Linked DNA regions of Homo sapiens: region 1 is linked to region 2. A link is a contact called in ENCODE Hi-C or POLR2A ChIA-PET data. All regions are on one chromosome and are shown on one strand. Each heading gives the region's core, a stretch centred on a gene start or an enhancer-like site at or near the end of the contact. The rest is flanking DNA. Distances are from core to core; before and after follow the strand shown.

What was found. Hi-C counts contacts between places; a loop is a spot of excess contacts on that map. ChIA-PET counts read pairs that join two places held with the same protein, here RNA polymerase II (POLR2A).
Region 1: a map of natural killer cell shows a loop between it and region 2 (3-fold over the local background). The contact joins the promoter of GSTO2 here to the enhancer-like site in region 2. A Hi-C loop is called at or near these places in 1 of 168 maps with a recorded cell type or tissue (natural killer cell). POLR2A ChIA-PET finds 5 or more read pairs at or near these places in 1 of 52 experiments (activated CD4-positive, alpha-beta memory T cell).

The regions. Positions count from the first base shown.
Region 1 is chr10:104,267,933-104,270,632 of GRCh38, reverse strand. GSTO2 (glutathione S-transferase omega 2) reads right to left here and starts at 1,449. Exons shown (of 7, transcript NM_183239.2): 1 at 1,364-1,449. MIR4482 (microRNA 4482) reads left to right here and starts at 2,228; the gene lies at 2,228-2,297. LOC124902497 (a long non-coding RNA gene) reads left to right here and starts at 1,716. Exons shown (of 2, transcript XR_007062284.1): 1 at 1,716-2,080. RefSeq lists enhancers at 1,570-1,909, 1,960-2,129, 2,140-2,199.
Region 2 is chr10:103,799,633-103,802,332 of GRCh38, reverse strand. It overlaps SH3PXD2A (SH3 and PX domains 2A), which reads left to right. Exons shown (of 15, transcript NM_001394015.1): 2 at 971-1,051. Among named protein-coding and RNA genes, the nearest start is that of SH3PXD2A-AS1, 54 kb to the right of the region's middle. RefSeq lists a silencer at 1,252-1,331 and an enhancer at 1,561-2,062. Within about 2 kb of position 1,377, at least 4 of the 41 ENCODE cell types and tissues checked have a DNase peak (open chromatin) inside an H3K27ac peak, as active enhancers do; they include natural killer cell, where a contact is called at or near this core.

The DNA of each region.
Region 1 (2,700 bases), core at 200-2,699, 470 kb before region 2:
TGCTTATATTCAGGAAAAATTTCATATTCCCAATTGGGAAATCAGGGTCAAATGAGGCTATCTTTTTAACTACTTGATTCTGCTTCCCTATCCCTATTTCTCTCTACAACTTGAGGAATCAAAGAAAAAAAAAACTTTTTAAATAAATATTTGGTATAATAACATTTGAATAAGTAAAGGCAAATTGTCAAGATCCTGAAATCAGGAAAAGTCAAATAATTTGTAAAATCAAAACCACTGAGTTTGGAAAAGGAACATTATTAACTCATTAACTCCTGTTAAATCCCACGAATAATGGTGTGGTCAAAAAGGCAGATACAGGCCGGGCGCGGTGGCTCACGCCTGTAATCCCAGCGATTTGGGAGGCTGAGGCGGGCGGATCACGAGGTCAAGAGATCGAGACCATCCTGGCTAACACGGTGAAACCCCGTCTCTACTAAAAATACAAAAAATTAGCCGGGCGCGGTGGCGGGCGCCTGTAGTCCCAGCTACTTGGGAGGCTGAGGCAGGAGAATGGCGTGAACCCGGGAGGCGGAGCTTGCAGTGAGCCGAGATCGCGCCACTGCAGTCCGGCCTGGGCAGAACAGCGAGACTCCGTCTCAAAAAAAAAAAAAAAAGGTAGATACTATCCTCTGTCAGAGCTGTTGGATAAAGAGACTGGAAAAATAGCACATATAAATTCATCTCACGAACGGTCTTACTGTAAGAGTTCAGGCTAGATTCGAATCTCTTCAATATTTATTAGCTGGGTGACCTTGGGCAAATGACAACAACTTTCGGGTGTTCTTATATGTAATTCGTAGCTAATAGTACCAGTACATTATGTGGTTTGCGAAGGTTTCATTCAGAAACTGGATGAGAAATATTGAATGCTTAGCATGTGTCTGATACATAGTAAGTGTTCAACATTAGCTATTATTATTTTATGATTATTTCAATGTAGCAGGGAAGACTTTTCACAGTTTTCACAAAGACAGCACATTCCCAGAAACCAAATTCCCCTGCTTGCCAGTGCCTTAAACACGTAAACACGTGGGACTCGTGGTGTCCCACGCAAGGCTGAGAACTGGTTATCTGGGGTGGTCTCTGCCTGTTTCCAGCCAAATCAGAAAAAATAAGAACACCTTAATTAAAGGTATGCGGTTTAAAGACCTGTTCTTTATTCTTAGGCTGCACTTTGTTGGATGTGAAATTCTTTGATGCAACAGTGGCCAAGGCTAAATAGGATTTCTCGTAAAGTGTTAGGCAAAAGTTAAAGTTGGCAAGCCTACTGTGGGCCCCGAAATTCGTGAAAACCCCAGGAAACAGAATTGACCTCAAACCCCTCTTCCCTTCCAATACAACGCAGGCCGAACGGACCCACCGGTGGCGGTGAGAGAGGTCCCGCGAGAGACCTCCGGGAACTCGGGCAACCGGACCAGGATTGGCGGCGGCAGCAGCAGCAAGGAGGCGGGGCCTAGACGGGGCCTGCCCCTCGCACGTGATCCTACCCGCCAACTAGCCCCGGCGCCCAGAGCATCAGCCAATCCTCAAAGCTTTGGAAGTACCTGCCCAGCAGTGCGGCTGAGCCAATGGGCGGCCTCCTTACAGGCTCCTGGAGATCGGGATTCGCGGGTCCTGCCGGCGCCGGTGGCTGACGAAAGAGGAACCGGTAGTGGTTGGCTGTGGGACCCCGGCACCCGGCTCCGCACCTGAGGGGAAATCCGCTGGAAAGCACTAGGGCCAAGCGGCTCCGGTAGGCGCGCGGCAGCAGAGGTGGTCCGCCGCCGGCAGCCGGGGCTTTGGTGGCCGCTGAAGGTTTGCGGCAGGAGGCCTTTGTGAAGTCAGTCGGCTCCAGGTCGCCCTCCGGATGCGGTCCCCACACCGCCTGCGTCACCTGGGTTGAGGGGCTCATTTGAAATACAGACTTCGCTACCCACCCCAGCCTGCTGAATCGGAAATGCAGCGGTGAGCCATAGGTGATTATTATGCACCCTTAAATTTAAGAATTAGTCATTCGGAGGTTTCTCTCAATGGCGAACTTGAAAATAAGTTCAGGAAACCAGACAATTGGAGCGGACCGACAGCCCTGATTCCAATGGTAAGAGCAGTGCGCTGGGTGTGATCTTTCTGCCAGCACCTTAAGGCCTCACTTAACCTCGGGACCTTAGTTGCATCATCTATAGAATGAAATGATTGCTCTCCGACCTACCTTCTCGTGGTGGTGATGTGATAATAAAAATTGAATAGTGAGCAACCCAGTGGGCTATGGAAATGTGTGGAAGATGGCATTTCTATTTCTCAGTGGGGCTCTTACCTATTACTCATCAACCTTGTAGGCAGAATTGACTGATGCAGCCTACACAGTATTTAATTACATAAATGGGACACCACCTATGTGCCCAACATGGGATTTGATAGGAAGGATTTGAAGGGGTTAGAGACAGGGAGACCAAATAGGAGTCTGCCCAGCCACCCAGCTTTCGGGTAATGTGCGTCTGGTCTTCAGGGCCAACAATAGAGAGAATGTGAAATTAAGTTGATGATGGAAATGAAAGAAGGAGGAATTGAAAGCTTCTCAACTAAGAAACCAGAAGACAAGCAACAAGAGAGCATCTCATGAAATCACACAACAGGGTAACTGAGTGGGTATTTCCTGTGAGCAGTTATAAAGTTAGATTGTGGACGGGTACGGTGGCTCATGCCACTTTGGGAGGCCGA
Region 2 (2,700 bases), core at 128-2,627:
CATCCAGAAGACCAGTGTGTTTGTTCAACATAGCAAAGTGTTTTCTGAGCACCTGCTCTGTGCCAGGCACTGAGCAAAGACAGGGATGCTGAGATGAATCACACATCTCTGAGCACTTCTGGTCTCCTGAAAGGCATTTCAGAGTGAGTTCTGAGGATCCACAGTAGCAAAACAAGCTGGGGTTTGTTAAAAGTGTAAACATCCGAGCCCTCAAAACCCAGGTCTGCAGAATTTCAGAGAGCGGGGTCCACCTGCAATTTCGGAGGGCCTCTTATAGAGTCTCATTCACTCTAAAGTTTGTGAACCAGTGGAAATTAGCTATCTAAAAAGGCCAGGCGTGGTGGCTCATGCCTGTAATCCCAGCACTTTGGAAGGCCAAGGCAGGTGGATCATCTGAGGTCAGGAGTTCGAGACCAGCCTGGCCAACATGGCGAAACCCCGTCTCTACTAAAAATACCAAAATTAGCCAGGCATGGTGGCAGGCACCTGTATTCCCAGCTACTCGGGAGGCTGAGCCAGGAGAATTGCTTGAACCAGGGAGGCAGAGGTTGCGGTAAACCGAGATCACACCACTGCACTCTAGCCTGGACAACAGAATGAGACTCTGTCTCAAAAACAAACAAACAAAAATGTAGTGACCTCAATTTTATGTTTATTGTATGAAATATATACAAATAAAAAGAAGGAAATTAAAACCACTCATTCTGATCCTACTTTCCTAAGATAATCATTGTTGGCATTTGATGAAATATCCCTCTAGGGGTATGTGTGTGTGTGTGTGTGTGTGTGTATTTAGACATATATTGTAGCATCTACATGGTAGCTGATACTGTGCTAGCCCCTAGGGACAGATGAGATGAGTAAAAGAGTGGTCCTGCCATATGGAACACCTGCAGTCATGTTACATGATGCCTGGCACAGACAGCTTGAAATCCAGCCTTGCTCACCTGCTCTTACCTTTTTCCCACAGGTATACATAATCAATGTGACCTGGTCTGACTCCACCTCCCAGACTATCTACCGGAGGTACAGCAAGTTCTTTGACCTGCAGGTGAGTTTGTCAGAGCTCGGACAGTGGCCCAAGTCTCTCTGGTGGGCTGGCCTCTCTCATACCCTCGCTTATCCAGGGAGCCCCCAAGAGAGCTGTCAGGGTCAGAGTCCAGGTGGGAGCAGAGGGACAGAGGAGGGAAGCTGGAAGGTGGAGCTGGGCTCGTCTCAATCTTGCATACTGCAGGCAGACACTCAGGACTTTGTTGGCCTCCTCTGATGGTCTTAACAGTAACGCTTTGTCACCCTCCCTTGCCTGCAGGGTAGGAAACTGTGGTGAAGAGGCGGGAGGATGGTGGGAGGTGCTGTGTGCCTGACCAGACGTGTGTCTATAAACATCCAGGGTGAGACAGAAGCCACTGCATCATTGCAGGCAAAGAAAAGCAAACACTCAGGGAAGACCGAAACAGAAAATAAGCAATTTTTTCAACTACAGGCACAAACTAGGCATACATACCACGGTGTCTGTCTGACCGAATGAGGCACTTGCCACCCAGTTTGTACATGTACGTGGTAGGTGTGTGTCTCTAAGACACAAAGGCATGTTCACAAGGGAATGGTAGTATGGGTCCCACAGCTACCCCTGCAGACACCCCCCTTGATGCCAGCTAAGTTAGTCAGGCCTCTTTGGGTTGCAAGTGATAGTTTTACAATTGCACTGGCTTAGACACAAAGGAGATGTGATTGGAAGGAGGGACCAGGGAAGCTTGTGCAGCCGACCACATGGTGAGAAGGGCAGTGAGGCAGAGGCTTCAGGAATGCCTGAAACCAGGATCTGCTCTCCCTCTGTCTTGTCTCTGCTTCCCTCTGGCACTGCCCTCAGCTTCTGTTACCTCACACCCTGAGGAATATGGCTGTCAGCAGCTCTAGAATTTTATATCTTTTGGCTCCCAACAGAGGGGAAATTGACTCCCAGTTCCAAGTTGAAAAATCCCAGGGACGATTTTGATTGGTCTGGCTTGGGTCAGATGCCCTCTCTGGACCAATCAGTATGGCTGGGAGTTGAGGGTCTTTTAGCACAGACATGGCCACTAGGGAGCCCACCTCTGCGGATCACAGGCAAGTACTAGAGAAGGGAGAATCAGTGTGAGTTGAGCAGCAGCCCTTTCAGGTAGAGCCAAGATGTTCTAGATTCCTCTCGGGGTTGTGAGCCTGGTTTAGGCCAATAAAAACACAAAGAGACACTCACTTCTACCCTCACAGCCAGGGTCCACTCCTTTCTTGGCAGGCCTTTGGTTGTCAGTCATCTTGGAGAGGTCATCTTGGGTACCGTGTGCTTGCCCCCAATACCTAATTCTATCTCATTGTCCTCATTGCCCTACCTATGAGACAAGCCAAGGGTGACCTAGCTTCCTGTATTACAAATCCTTTCTTAATCCAACAATGTGGGATTGAATATCCCATTGAATATGGGATTGAAAGCCACTCCCTACTCTCCAGCCTTCTTCCTCTTCCCTCCTCAATTCATGTCCAGTCTCCTTAATTCCAGTGTAATCTGGTGGGGTTTGCTGATACCCCATCAATGGGTGCAGTGTGCTGGACAGGAAGTGATAACTCAGTTGGGGAGAGGGAACCCTGAAAGGACTCATTGATGAGCTGGAGGGGGCCTGAAAGCCAGTGGAAACTTCCAAATCAGAACTTTTCTTCCCCCTC